4 separate regions of the Homo sapiens genome follow, and regions 2, 3 and 4 are each linked to region 1. Evidence: chromatin contacts called from ENCODE Hi-C or POLR2A ChIA-PET data. All regions are on one chromosome and are shown on one strand. The core of a region is the stretch at or near the end of the contact, and the rest is flanking DNA. Distances in the headings are between cores, read along the strand shown.

Region 1 (3,555 bases), core at 528-3,027:
CGTTCATTTTCCTTTGTGCTGAATGACATACAGTGATTTGAATGCTTTAAGTATCTCCCCTTCTCTAAGCAACAAGGCAGAAGCCCAGGGTTTGCACTTATCACATCCATGGCCAAGAAATTGCACTTCAATTTCTTTACCCGTGAAGTAAGGATAAGACTTTTCCTTCCTTCCTTACCCCTCACAGAGCTGTGAAGTTCAATGAAGGCAGTATACGCGAAAGGAGTTTGCAAATGAGAGGTACTTCAACACAAAGCTTTACTATTTTAGGCCGGGCACAGTGGCTCACGCCTGTAATCCCAGCACTTTGCAAGGCCGAGGCAGGCAGATCACCTGAGGTCAGGAGTTCGAGACCAGCCTGGCCAATATGGTGAAACCTCATCTCTACTAAAAATACAAAAATTAGCCAGGAGTGGTGGCTCATGCCTATAGTCCCAGCTACTCTGGAGGCTGGGGCAGGAGAATCACTTGAACCTGGGAGGTGGAGGTTGCAGTGAGCCAGGATCACACCACTGTACTCCAGCCTGGGCACAGAACAAGACTCCGTCTCAAAACAAAATTAAAAAAAAAAAATAAACTTTATTATTTTCAAAACATCTCACCAAAGGTAGGGTTTCTCTGACTCCAACAAATAAATATGTGAGCCTTTGAATCAATCATCCTCTCCTCACTCATTTTCTGAAATGATTTGCTTTCTGGAGTTCTACACAGGGAGATAAAATTCAAATGCTATTTGGGAGCGCTCCTTTTCTCTCCAACTTCAAGCCTTCATCAGTAGGTGTCAGAGAGACTGTAAATATTGTCCCCTGACTTGGCTTTAGAGGGAGAAAAAAGATGCCCCTGTGTGGCCAGAACAATCCTGGTTTGTATCTGTTGTCCTGGCCCAATGATGTATAGTCCACTCTCCTCCCATTCACTCTCAAGTGCTCCAGTTTGATCAACAGCTTCTATGCTCGCCCCAGCCGCTTTAGGTAAAGAAGGCTAGGTAAAATGCCTATGACACAAAACAGGGTGCCACATAATTACCAAACAAATTTCCATCCAGTGACACCCTTCTAAAGGAGCACACCCCTGACCAGACCGGAATAGAAGGCGTCCTCACCTGCCAACTCTTGAAAACTGTCGCCACCTCGTGGTCACAAGCTGCTGTTCCAGCAGCACTGGACAGGATCCTTTGACCTTTGCAGAAGAGATGAAGGAGTGAAATGGACACAGAAGATGCAGAATTAGGGGGCTTGAAAAATATGTATCTCATTAACATACACTTTTGTGTTTGCTGATTAAAGAAAATCGCCACTTTCAGGAGATTCTCATTAGGCAGGAATAAGGCATCTTTTATATTTTACACTCTCAGATTCCAATAAAAAGATTGCAGGCTAAAATGTTATTTTGATATAAGTTCTACTTTATATTGAAATATTGTTTAATTAATTCAACATAGTGGGAATGGTGGCACTTAATTTAAAAAAATCCACCAACAAATGTTCAATTCTTGTCTGGGATCAGGCCACTGAGGGAAAGGAAGACTTCTCTGTGACAGTTTGTCTTTCCAGACAAACTCTTTGTCTGGAAAGGGGGCTGTGTTCAAAGAACACTTCCCTGAGAAAGTGATTTGTGTGCTGAAATTGAAAGAAGGACTGGAAGATAAGGAGAGAGAAGGCAAGTTTGTGAGTGAGGGGCACGGCCAGTGGAAGGATCCAGTGAGTAGGGTGGGGATGTCTGAGTGAGGACAGCATGTTTGCGCAACTGAACGATGACTCATGTGGCCATGAGCATGTAGAGTAAGAGGATGACGAGGCAGCAAATGAAGCCGTGCAGCATGTCACCGGCATGTCGAAGCTTTTCTACCTTTTTTCTAGGAGCAATGGGAACCTATTCACATGTTCTAAGCAAGAAGACAAATTTGAGTTGTGAAAAGCTCATTCTCGGTAACGATAAGAGAAAATACTAAAGATGGGCTGTAGTGATTTGAAACAGCCACTACTGCAGTGGCCCAAGTGAGCATTATCATGGTAGGGAATAACCGATATATGCTGGGCACACTTCTAGATGCTTTGTGTATTGACTCATTTAAGCCTTACAAAAGCCCTATGAGATAGGTACTACTATTAATACCCATTTTACAGATGAAAAAAGAGGCATACAGAAGTCTAATTTCACAGACCACAATTTATGTCTAATTTTATGACCACTACATTACCTGGCCTACAGACAGTAATAAGAAAATGGAAGAAAGTATATGGTTTCAAGAGCTACTTCAGAAGAAAAATCAACAAGACCTGATGATGTGCTGGATATAGGACATCAGAGAGTATCAAGAATGATACCCAGGCTGACGACTTAAGCCACTGGATAGGGACACTGGAGGAACACCAGGTTTGGAGAAAGTCATAAGCTTGACCTTGCAGATGCTGAGTTTAACCAGTGTTTAACTGACTGAGAAGGCAGTTGGCTCAAGAGATAGAAATATGGAGCCAGGCACAGTGGCTCCTGCCTGTAATCCCGGCACTTCGGGAGGCCAAGGTGGGTGGATCACCTGAGGTCAGGATTTCAAGACCAGCCTGGCCAACATGGTAAAACCCCATCTCTACTAAAAATACAAATATTAGCTGGGCGTGGTGGTGCAGCCTGTAGTCCCAGCTATTTGGGAGGCTGAGGCAGGAGAATTGCTTGAACCCGGGAGGCGGAGGTTGCAGTCAGCTGAGATTATGCCACCGTACTCCAGCCTGAACAAAAGAGCGAGACTGTCTCAAAAAAAAAAAAAAAAGAAGAAGAAGAAGAAGAAAGAAGGAGAGGGAGAAGATGAAGAAGAAGAAGAGGAGGAGGAGGAGGAAGAGGAAGAGGAAGAAGAAGAAGAAGAAGGTTTCTACACTTAAAAAGATGAATAAGGAGAAGGGAGGGGGACAGTGAAGTTACTGATTTCTTACTATATATTAATATGCTTGATGGGTATTTTAAAAATTAATCCTATGAGATAGATATTATCATTCCCATTTAGCAGACCAGGAAACAGGGAGGTTAAATAAATTTCCAACTGTCAAGTTATAGCATTTGGATGGGATCTCAGTTCTTCTGACTGAGATCCTAAGATCTGGATTGGCCATTTCCACTGGTCTTACGCGCACCTGGGATTATGCCCAAACTGTCCCCTCAAATACATTCCACCCCAGTGTCCAGCAGTGATTCACCATTGACTAATCCTTGTCTTTCACTTCCTGTATCTAACCAATTATCAAAACCTGTCAAATTGACTCCCATCAGTATCTCTTCAATTTGTCCCCACTACCACCAGCCTTGCAGACTCATGTCATCTTTTGCATAAACTACTGCAATAGCCTCCTGTTGGCACAATTTCTTCGAAAGTCGGATCCAAGCAACATCACTCTACAATATATGTCAGTTGAACACTTGCTCTTCAAGTTTTTTCTTTATTTTGCTTCTAGCACCTTACTATCCTTCATGTATATTCCAGTTCTCTTACCAGTCCTTCTCAGAGTCCTTAATGAACTTCTTTCACCAGTCTCTTTAAGAAATTTTTACCAACCTCTTTGAGAA
Region 2 (3,555 bases), core at 632-3,131, 250 kb before region 1:
TTCTGGTTTCAATAACGACTGTGTGTTATTTGTGTAATAAAGAAATGATGGAAATGTTAAAGAATAAGTAATATGTACTAAATAAAGTTAGATGACCTCTAAGGCTCCACCTAACTGTGGCATTATCTGAGCAATCCAGCTGGTGGCTTAATTGCCAATCCATATCCTGTTTCTTCTTGGATGCCATAGACAGGTCTTAACTCCTCCACAAAGGAACCAGAAAGAGCAATTTCAAATCACTCCTGGTGTCTTTATTTTCCATATCTCAGATACAAATATGTATTCACCCGTATATGATATCAGTGTGTTTCTACATTTTTATGTGTCCTTTTATTTATTTTTTTTACAAATTATAATCAGATATAATTATAGGGTGCACAGTGATGTTATGGTGTATGTATACAACGAGGAATGTTGGAATCAAGCTAATTAACATATCCATCCCCTTAAATACTTATCATTTATTCCTCTTGTCTAACTTTCTACCCCTTTACCACCACCTCCCCATTCCCTGACCTCCAGCCTCTGGTATTTTTACATTATTTGGAGCAAAAATCATTTTACCATCATTTTGCTCTCTATTAGTTAAATTATTCTAGATTCCACATATGAGTGAGAGCAGGCAGTATTTGTCTTTCTGTGCCTGGCTTATTTCACTTAGCATAATGTCTTCCATATCCATCCCTGTTGTTGCAAATTATAGGATTTCTTTCTTTTTAAGGCTAAATTGTATTCCATTGTGTGTATATACCACATTTTCTTTATCCATTCGTTCACTGATGGACACAGGAAAATTTCCTATTTTAGCTATTATAAACAGTGCTGCAGTAAACATGGGAGTACAGATATCTCTTCAACATAATTTCAAGTCCTTAGGATATATATATCCCGAAGTGGAACTGCGGCATCTATATGGAATTTTTAAAAGATTTCATTGGCCGGGCGTGATGGCTCAAGCCTGTAGTCCCAGCACTTTGGGAAGCCAAGCCGGGTGGATCACGAGGTCAGGAGTTCAAGACCATCCTGGCTAATATGGTGAAACCCCATCTCTACTAAAAAATACAAAAAAATTAGCCGGGCATGGTGGCTTGCACCTGTAATCCCAGCTACTCGGGAGTCTGAGGCAGGAGAATCACTTGAACTGGGAGGCGGAGGTTGCAGTGAGCAGAGATCATGCCACTGCACTCCAGCCTGGCAACAGAGCAAGATTCTGCAAGATTCTGTCTCAAAAAAAAAAAAAAGAAAGAAAAAAAAAAAAAGAAAAGATTTCATTGGTTGGTAAGTAATGATACATAATACATACATATTTGGTAAATAACAAATACAACAAATATGTGTTGTCGTGTAGTCTTGAGGTCATTCAGATGATGTATGTTTTGTAAAGTCTTCGTGGGTTCTGGTATGGTGCATTATGACAGATCTCAAAATTGTGTTGCTAGAGCTCAAGATTAAAAAGGACATTTTAGAGAGTTTGTGGCCAAAACAAGGCTTGCCTATCATTACAGTCTCCCAGCAGTCTCATCTAAAGTCTAAAAAAGCTCATTCACAATCCACTCAGTGTCAACAGGTGAGGGCTACTAGCTGATACTAGAGTTATCAATACCGATGATAGGCACAGCAAATGGAACCGTGCAGCTCATTAGAAGATACTTACGAACCACTTAAACTTAAGAACTTGGCTTTAGTGAGTTAAAAATGCAGAGTATGCCCTGCAAAACCAGTTTCCACTTGAGCAAGAATTTGTTAGTTCTTATCACAGCCAACCATCTTCCGGAATTTGAATGGCCCTAAACCTAATTTGGCGTTTTGGACAGGACAATAGGTACTTGCGTGACATGGTTGGGGAATAACGCACAGCTGTTTCCCATTTAGGTCACTTTGATCTATGACTGAGCCAAATACCTGGGCCTGTCCCCAGCCAAACTACACCCCAGAGGAATGAAGGAAATAGAGCAGAATTTTAGGAGCAGGGATCTCAGTACTTTTTTAATCAAGTTTTTATTCATCAAATATTTGTTGGATGCTGTAGAAGTGTTCTCAAACATTCATGTCCGTAAGATTTGCCTAGGACAGTCCCACGACCAAGACAAACAGAATTTGCAGTTGAGTCACAGAGCCTGGGAATCTACATTTAACCAGCCTCATAGGTGATTCTGATAAGAGACCTCCATGGACTACTTTGTAAAATGTTTAGTTTGGTCTCCAGAATGAATAAACAACAGTTCCCTGCCCTCTGGAGCCTCAAAGTCCAGGGAATGGAGATACACTATTGTGACATTATGTGATTAATAGAGGGCCTGGTGACAGTGAAGGAGGAAAGGAAGACTCTGTCCAGGGGATACCAAGGGGTTGCCAGAAAGACAAGGAGAAAGGGCATTCTAGGCAGGGGAACAGCCTTTACATGCCATAACCATGAGAAATTATGGAATAGGAGGGGACCGAGAGCAGCCTCAATGTTTAATAAATTAGCAGACTCAGGTATTTCTTTATAGCAACACAAATGGACTGAGACAAATGGAAGTATGGGACGAGAAGGCTGGCCCCTGGTTTAAATGGGATGAACTTATCCAGAGAAAGCAGGAGCATGAACATGTGTGGGGCCCAAGGGTGAATCACAGTTTGATGTGATGGGAAGGTGAAGGGCACTGCAGAGGTGGACAAGGCAGGAGAGAATGTAAAGAGAAGAGTGGACTGCCATTCACCAGCACAGTCATTTCAATTCTATTTTGTAGGCAACAGGAAGTTGGCAAAAGTCTTTAAGCAGAAAGTGAACATGAGAAGATATGAAGTTTGTCTATGGAAGTATCTAATATTTTGAAGATGTTCATTCAATTAATATCTCCTGAGGACCTGGTGTATTGGCCCATTCAGGCTGCTATACCAAATAACTAGGACTGAGTAACTTACAAACAACAGAAAGTGATTGCTCCCAGTAGTGGAGGCTGGAAGTCTAAGATCAAGGCGCCAGCAGATTCAGTGTCTGCTGAGGTCCCTCTTCCTCATAGATAGTGCCTTCCAGCTGGGTCTGCATGTGGTGAGAGGAGCAAAAGACTCCTTCAGGCCTCTTTTATAAGGGGACTAATTCCATTCATCAGGACACTGTCCTCATCTCCTAATCACCTCTCAAATGCCCCACTTCCTAATAATAACACCTTAAGAATTAGGTTCCAACATATGAATTTTGGGGGGGACACAAAAATCTGAACCATAGCACCTACCGTGTTCCTAACAGTGTTCTATAGAGGCTAGAAGAGGACCTCACAGCTAGGAATTGTTGTAACAGTCTGAGCAATTAACGTCTAAACTAAGAAAGTGGCAAGGGACACACAGAGAGGGAACTGAATGCGTCAACAAGATTGGATTTGAGATTTAATTTAAAAAGACAACAACACAGAATATGGTGACTGGTTGGATTGAAGATGCAGTGGGGAAAAGATCTGCAGTGTTTTGGGGCAGAGGGACTGAGAATACGGTAATGACATGGGTAATGACTGGGAGAACAGACAGGCAAAAGACAATAGTTTGGATGTTTGTCCCTCCAAATCTCATGCTGAA
Region 3 (3,555 bases), core at 622-3,121, 190 kb before region 1:
TGGTACATCCTAGCAAGGAAACTCCCAGTCTTGGAGGTAATGGAGAACCATTGATGAATTTTAAGGATTTTAAGAATAGGCATAATGTAGTCAAATTCACACTCAGTGAAGTAGTCCTTGAACCATTGTTCACTGCACCACATGGTCACAGTCTTATTAAGCTGACAGTTGAAAGTTTCATTGGAAAACAAACCTGGCAGTTCTTGAAATGGAAACATGAAGGTAATGCAGGGCCTACAACTCTAGGTTGCAAAAAGATCAAGGACATTTCATAGATCTTGCCTTACTTTTCCTCTTAGGGCAAAACACACATTACAAAGACCCTCAAATGATGCTCACTGTTACCAACATTTTTTTCTAATCTTACATCTTTCATCCTAAATGCTCATGAAAGACATGTTGCTTCTGGTTCAAACTTGGGCCAATGACAATGCTTTTCATGTTTGTTGACCCAATAATCAGCCATTGCACTCAAAGACTTAGAGCGGATCAGTTTAAAAACAGCTATTACTGCATTTGAACTACAGCTCCCCTCCAGCCCTCTGTATGTCTGGGCTTGCTGCTGCCACAGGAAAGCTCCTAGTTCTACCCAGGGAGGGATTGTGTTTCTCAGCCTGTTTCAGCACCAACCCGTAAAAGCTGCTTATGTCAAATGTCAGTTAATTGCAAACTTACCCGTGAGGTTTAATTGACCTTATTCCACAACAAGTGTGGCCATATGAAATAAACCCAAAGATTCATGATCAGGCAGGTCTAAGTGTTGCATTTTGGAGAATGGCAAGGGGTCGTTTTTGGAAGGAGATGGAGCACCTCCTATGCTAATCTCATGAGATTAGCTTTAAACATCTTCAGTTTCCTCCAGTCAATAATTTGTTATGGAACTGTCATTTTACATTTAAACATTTTTTGAACCCTTTTATTTTTGCACCCTTTAGCGTTGGGATAAAAAATTCTTAAGTCATATCTCCTCCCCACTCCCACCACCGCCACACTGTTTTATATAATACTTCCTTTTACTATTTTACTGTTTTAAATTTATCTACCTTCCTGTCCACACCCCCCACCCCCGCCTCACCCTGTTGCTTCAGAAAAACTCATGATTTGTGGAGGAGTAAATGCTCACAACTATCTATTCTCTCAGCCCTACATCTCTCTCAACTTGCGTCTCTCTGGACAGAACAATTTTTATCTTTTTAGCAATTCTTATACCGCAGTTCCCCTTCACTGCCATAATTCTGGTGAACTCACTGTTTGAGATCAGTCTCCACTGTTCCCCATGGAGATCACCAAAGCCGATACTACCAGAAGCTCACATTTGAGCCCTGCAGAACATTGAGGAAAAGAGCATTTTGGGTTTGGTTTGATTTGTTTCAGCTATTTTTTCCCCTCTCTAGAAACATGGGTAGGTGGAGCTTACCAGGTGAGGTTGCTGACTTTCTTCTCTAGAGTCTGTAGAGTAGAGTATCTACACAATATTCCATTTGTGAAAATTTGCACAATAGACTAGATAAACAACGGATTACGGAGAAAACAGCCCTAATACTCAGACCCTAAAGCAGTGCTAGGTTAACAACAAGGTGCTTACTTGCTTGGGGTGCCAGCCAAAGTCAGAACAATGAGGCTTTCATGGACTTATCCAGAATTTTATAACTGATAAAAAGAAATCATTTTATGTTTTGTGGTTTAGTATTGCTTTAATCTGGGTTTATATATGGGAGGAGGCACCAAAATATTTCAGTGCTTGGGGACTTAGACTAAAAGCCACAAGGAGGAAGAGAAAAAGCAGGAAACAGGCTGCCCTTTGTCACGGACCTTGTCTTTCCTGGCACTCTTTGGCTCTGGTTTTCACAGACATGAGTCTGATGAGAATGCTGAGTGATTGGCTTCCAGTCTCAGCAGAGTGTATATGAGGAAAGAAAGCACTGGTTGCCTTTGCTACGTCTAGCCTATGTCTCCACCTCCCCCAGTGTATCCTAGTTAGCCCCTCCCCAAGCTTACCCCCTGGTCATTCTCACGGGGTCCTGTTTTTTACCCTAGGCCTCTTAGTGCTCTCTGTTCCCGCCAAAATATCTTTCAGATCCGTTAGTCATATTAAATTAGCAACAGCTCTTTACAAGTTAAAGGTCTTCTCCCTCCCACAGATAATGTCATACCAACACGGGTTAAAGTCTTAGCTAAAGAAGGAGTGTCTAACTTTGGATTCTCAGTCATAAACCAGTGGAAAGGACATCTGACTAGGGGGCAGGTGATCTCAGTGCATCTAAGCTCCCGCTGTATGGACTCGTGCTGCCTAACAGAGTAGCTACCAGTTGCATGGGACGATTACAATTTAATTAATTAAAATTACATAAAATAAAAAACTCACTACCTCAGTCACACTGGCCACGTTTGACCCACTCAATAACCACATGTGGCTGGTAGCTCCCACATCGGACAGCACAGATACTGATCATTTCTGGTCTCACAGGAAGCTCCCCATTGGATGGTGCAAATCTAAGTAATTTCCTTCTTGGCTTATGCAAAGGCAAGGCCCTCCCCAGTGCAGGGTTGCTCAGGCTTAGCACTATTGCCATCTTGGACTGGATTCTTCTTTGTTGGGGGTGGGGATGTCCTGTGCATTATAGGATGTTTAGAAGCCTCCCTGGTCTCTATCCCCTACATGCCAGTAACAGCCACCGCCCCCCCCACCCAGTTGTGGCAGTCAAAAAACATCTCGAGACATTGCTAAATGTCCCCTAGGGGACCCCTACACTGAAGTTGGCTGGAGCTCTGGGGATCAGGGAGGACATCTGCAAGCGTGCTTATGAGTTGTAAGCTCTAAGAGGGGAGGGACATTGCACAGGGCAGGTCAGGCACATTGTAAGTGCTCTTAAAACATTACAGTTGAGAAGAATTTCAGAGTAACATTTATAGCCAAGAAAGATATTCTTCCCCCAACTTGGGCATTCCCTTGATGTTAAATTGTCCTGTGCGTCAAAACCCTAAAGAACTGCAGGGAAGCCTATAACCCCAAAGGAAGGCAGAGAAAGGTCCTGGGGGACAGGTTGTGGGGTGAGTTAACTTATTCCAGCCAAGGTGAAGGAGTTGCCCCGGGCTTCACTCTGAGACTTGGAGCCTAGTGTGCTAAGCTCCCAGTTCCCAAAGTGACCATTCCCACGCTGAATGTCATTACTGCCTCATCAGCAGCTTGTCAGCTGTAATTTCTAATCCCAAGCCGGGTCTCTCTTCCCAGGACCAAAGTCATAAAGATGTTTGCCCTTGCACGGGTGTTTGACATGTGCTAGGCCATATTTGTGCATTTGTCTTAGGGCCCTCTTGAGGGCTTAGCACTTCTCTCTGACCCAGGCAAGACTTTATGTGCTGTGCATTCCTCCTGAACATGATGTCATGCTTGTGCCTCACCATGGAATTCTGCAGCCAGGCACTGGGGCTCAAGTCCAAAGACGGGAAGACTTAAAAGGCTCAAACAAGCAAATGTTTGTCATTATTTAAGATTTTAAGACAACTGAATTCTGAAATGTTTATGGTCCTGGCCTCCTTTGTGGGTCATCAATG
Region 4 (3,555 bases), core at 438-2,937, 130 kb before region 1:
TTTTCCCGGTGCCGCGGACCGTTTCCAGGAGAACGCGCCGCTGGCATCGTCCTCTGTTTTTGCCATGGCCTGGGGAGCTCTAGTGTTTGTCCAAGCACCCGCATTAGGGCCAAGAAATATGAAAATGTCATCTGTGAGCATGAATCAGGAGCAAGTGAACTTCTCATCTGCTGAAAGTCAGCAGGTGTGAGTATTCTGACAAACATCTGCAGTCCTGCAGCAATTCCTCATTTATTTGGCATCAACAGATCAGCTGGAAATATCATATTTTAAGTGAATCTTCCAGATAGCTCAAGTTCACCCTATTAAAGAATATCCTTAATGATGTAGCCTTTTAGGGTGAAGACAACTTTCCAAAAGGTATCTATTGCCTTTACTTCAATCAAGTATATTGACAATATTTCTATTTTTTAACTGGCTCAGAATAATGAGTATAATGTAATAATAAAAATAATAAGATGTCTGCAGACCTAGGGGTAGTTTGCCCAGACATTAAATGAACCCAGATCAGAACCTTTTTCCCCCTGCTTTTTTTTTTTAACTCTTTATCCTCCCTTTGTGTAGCTGTCAGCTGCTACTCTTTACTTACATCTCCCGACCTGTCCATCTGTAATCCCTGCCTTCTAGTAATTGCCGCTGTGGGCTAGGACAGTGGTTCTGAATGTTGGCAGCATGCTGAAATCTCCTGGGTCCCATCTCCAGAATTGTGTTTTCACTGGCCTAGGCAAGAGGACAGTTTGCAACTCCCCAGGTGACTGTGTTGAGTAGCCAAGGCTGAGAACCACTGAGATGGGAAATCCAGTATCTTATCTGTTAGAATTGTGCACAAAATAAGAGTTAATATGATCTGAGAGATTTTCCTACAAATAAGCTTTAGTGTATAAACCTTTGGCATGTATTTTGAGCTCTTCGAATCTGCAACTTTCTCATTCTTAGCTGTACCTCAGCAATGTGACCTCAAGCTAGGAGAGAGGTAGAAAGGACCAGTGGTTAAGTGTTTGGGGTCTAGAGCTCAATTACCTAGGTTCAAACCTCAACTCTGTGGCCTCGAGCAAGTATCTTAACCTTTTTGAACACCAGCCTCATCTATAAGTGTTGGAAGGACTCAGTGAGTCAGTGCACAGAGAGGGCTGGGGACAGGGTCTGGCACGTCACAACACTCAGCACAGTCAGCGTTACAGGCAGGGTCTGGCAGGGTACAGAATTCGCTTCAGATGAACAAGGAGGAGAGGCAGAGGTGCGAACTGGGAAAAGAGCGCAATTCAAGGCTACTGTGGTTCCCAGAGGCTGGCGAGTGAGAAGCTTGACTAGCCTGGACAGGAAGCGGGAGGGGAAGAAGATGTGTTATGAGATCCCAGGGAAAGCTGAGGCTGTGGAGAGAAGCAGGGAGGCAGCAGAGAGGAAGCACCCGACTCCCATTCTCCCTCCAGCCTCCGACCTCTTGCAGGAGCCTCCCTCCCGCTGGCTGGATCCAGTGAGAAGCCAGGGAGTGGAAAAGAAGTGGCCCTCAGGCTCAGCTTCTCAAGAGGCAAGGCAAGGCAAAGGAAGAAAGAGAATGAATCTGGGTGGGTGGGAGGCAGGCAAATGGAGAAGAACCAGCCGAGTTAGCTATTACTAATCATTCCGTAGCTGGGAAGTCACCAAAGAAAGTCCCTATTGCCCTAGAGTGGGTGAACGCTACACAACATCCGCTGTAGAATCAGAAAGAGAATTGCCCCTCAAGTTCCCACATGCTGGAAGAAATGTGCCTCCACCACAGACCTTTAGCACCAAACTGAGATGGTTCAACACTGCTATGGGCAAAAGTCCAATTTTTTAAGATGTCCTAGCCTCCTTGAGAATCTCAGGGCTGAGGGCAACGTGCCTCATCCCTGTGGACTAGTTCGCGCTGCTCTCTGAGCCTTTTCTCACCAGCTGGCCTCTGTCTCTTTTCCACCCCCTGCCCATGCCTGTCAGAACTCAGACCTCCTAGCTCACTTCCTTTGCTAATTGAAACACATTCCTGAGCCCCATTTGTAACATGCTTTGGAATTTCTTCCTCCACCACTTCCCCACCCCCAAACGCCACCTCTCTCTTCTCACTCATGAATGTTGACCTTTTGTCTAATAAAAGCTTCATTCTTCCAACCTCCCACTATTGACTTAAGTAGCCATTCTTGGCTGTGTTTACATTTGCTCTCCAAAACCATAGTCTCACTACCTATCAAGTACTCAGTGGTGTAAGTAGAGGCAGAAACCCTTTTCTTCCAGCAGCTTCCATTTTAAGTGTAAGGACAAGAGACATTGCTCAGAGTGGCTGGTGGCTTTCCCAGTGGATGTCTTTGCAGCGTGATAGTTCCGCCCCATGCTTTGCCACTGCACCATATTACAAATGAAAATTAGTCACTTCCAGATGCACCCCCCGGGCATCAGAGCCCTCTTGTACTGTGCTGGTACACTTGCTTCGCTGCCTTGGAAACTCTGCAGTGACTCTATTTTCATTTCCATCACTAGTTTGTTTGTTTGTTTGTTTGTTTGTTTCCAGATCCTGTAACCAAAGAGCTATTCCTTTGCCAGGATCTAATTGAACTATTCATCCTTGTTCCTCCATTATGTTCCTTCCAAATTCCTTTGAATCCCTCTTTCCCATCACATATGCATTATGCTATAATAATGGCCACTATTTGGCTCTGTTTTCCCTTGGAAGCCTGGCACATGTTACTACTGTGCTCTCCTGAGTAAAGAGAGAAGGTGGAACCAATCCTGTTCCCCTCTGGTACTCAGATGCCCTTCTGCAAAAGCATCAGAATCAGGGAACCAGGACCTCCAGAAAGAGCTGGGTTTGAAGTTAAAAAAAATCCTAATGAGGTTTGACTTGGCAGAATTTTAAGCACTGATTTGGGTTCAGGTGGGCCAAAAGCGTGAGTAGCAGCAACAGCAGCACCCTCTGTGTACCCACTCCCTGCAAACCCCTGTTCTAGGCCCTAGGAATTCCATCAATCCCTACCCTCAAGGAACTTACATTTTAGATAAGGAGAGAAGACTCAGCATGTGTGCGCGTGCGCACACACACGTGCACACACACATGCACGCACACACACACGTGCACAGGTGCACACACACGCATGCACACATACATGCACACACACACAGAGCCAATAATGCAGGCTAGCATAGAATGAATGCCAATTAAGTAGTAGCTAAATAATAATAATTAACTTGCATTTAAAAATCTGTAACACAGGCATTTCTCTTAATCAAGACTCATTTTCTCCCAGGTAATTTCCATTTTAATTGGTATTGGTGGAGGTTTTAATTAGATTTCTTAATCTATCTCTGTTTCTGTTTGCACAACTGAAAGATGTCTCCCACTTCCAAATCTAGCGTATTGTTTGAAATTTTGAATTTATGACATCTCCACAAATTTACTATAGATTGATCCATCAGTATCTAATGATGTCTTGAGATGATTTCTTATGATTAAAACACTTTAAAGTAGTGATTATCTAAAGTAGAATCTAACTTCCCGTTTGAGGAGGTTGAAACATGTGCTTCCTATCTTCGGTTCTCATTTTT

What was found. A loop is a pair of places that touch in the nucleus more often than their neighbours do. ChIA-PET counts read pairs that join two places held with the same protein, here RNA polymerase II (POLR2A). Pooled maps may share reads with other maps.
Region 2: a loop to region 1 is called in a map of PC-9, with 14 times the contacts of the local background. The contact joins two enhancer-like sites. A Hi-C loop is called at or near these places in 1 of 168 maps with a recorded cell type or tissue (PC-9), 6 of 37 single-sample maps with no recorded cell type and 9 of 50 pooled maps. POLR2A ChIA-PET finds 5 or more read pairs at or near these places in 1 of 52 experiments (GM12878).
Region 3: a loop to region 1 is called in a map of CD14-positive monocyte, with 2.0 times the contacts of the local background. The contact joins two enhancer-like sites. A Hi-C loop is called at or near these places in 6 of 168 maps with a recorded cell type or tissue (CD14-positive monocyte, Caco-2, GM12878 and 2 more), 2 of 37 single-sample maps with no recorded cell type and 8 of 50 pooled maps. POLR2A ChIA-PET finds 5 or more read pairs at or near these places in 4 of 52 experiments (BJ, OCI-LY7, RWPE1 and 1 more).
Region 4: a loop to region 1 is called in a map with no recorded cell type, with 6 times the contacts of the local background. The contact joins two enhancer-like sites. A Hi-C loop is called at or near these places in 1 of 37 single-sample maps with no recorded cell type and 6 of 50 pooled maps. POLR2A ChIA-PET finds 5 or more read pairs at or near these places in 1 of 52 experiments (AG04450).

Annotation. Positions count from the first base shown.
Region 1 is chr6:11,142,118-11,145,672 of GRCh38, reverse strand. No RefSeq gene overlaps it. Among named protein-coding and RNA genes, the nearest start is that of ERVFRD-1, 32 kb to the right of the region's middle. RefSeq lists an enhancer at 1,199-1,248. Within about 2 kb of position 1,777, at least 4 of the 41 ENCODE cell types and tissues checked have a DNase peak (open chromatin) inside an H3K27ac peak, as active enhancers do; they include CD14-positive monocyte, where a contact is called at or near this core.
Region 2 is chr6:11,388,422-11,391,976 of GRCh38, reverse strand. It overlaps LOC105374927 (a long non-coding RNA gene), which reads left to right. Exons shown (of 2, transcript XR_926477.3): 2 at 1-102. Among named protein-coding and RNA genes, the nearest start is that of TMEM170B, 150 kb to the left of the region's middle. Within about 2 kb of position 1,881, at least 8 of the 41 ENCODE cell types and tissues checked have a DNase peak (open chromatin) inside an H3K27ac peak, as active enhancers do.
Region 3 is chr6:11,328,892-11,332,446 of GRCh38, reverse strand. All of the region lies in intron 5 of LOC105374925 (a long non-coding RNA gene), which reads right to left. It also overlaps a transcript of NEDD9 not described here. Among named protein-coding and RNA genes, the nearest start is that of NEDD9, 98 kb to the right of the region's middle. Within about 2 kb of position 1,871, at least 6 of the 41 ENCODE cell types and tissues checked have a DNase peak (open chromatin) inside an H3K27ac peak, as active enhancers do; they include CD14-positive monocyte, where a contact is called at or near this core.
Region 4 is chr6:11,275,908-11,279,462 of GRCh38, reverse strand. It overlaps a transcript of NEDD9 not described here. Among named protein-coding and RNA genes, the nearest start is that of NEDD9, 45 kb to the right of the region's middle. RefSeq lists enhancers at 1,546-1,645, 1,656-1,705, 1,806-1,875 and a silencer at 1,773-2,067. Within about 2 kb of position 1,687, at least 15 of the 41 ENCODE cell types and tissues checked have a DNase peak (open chromatin) inside an H3K27ac peak, as active enhancers do.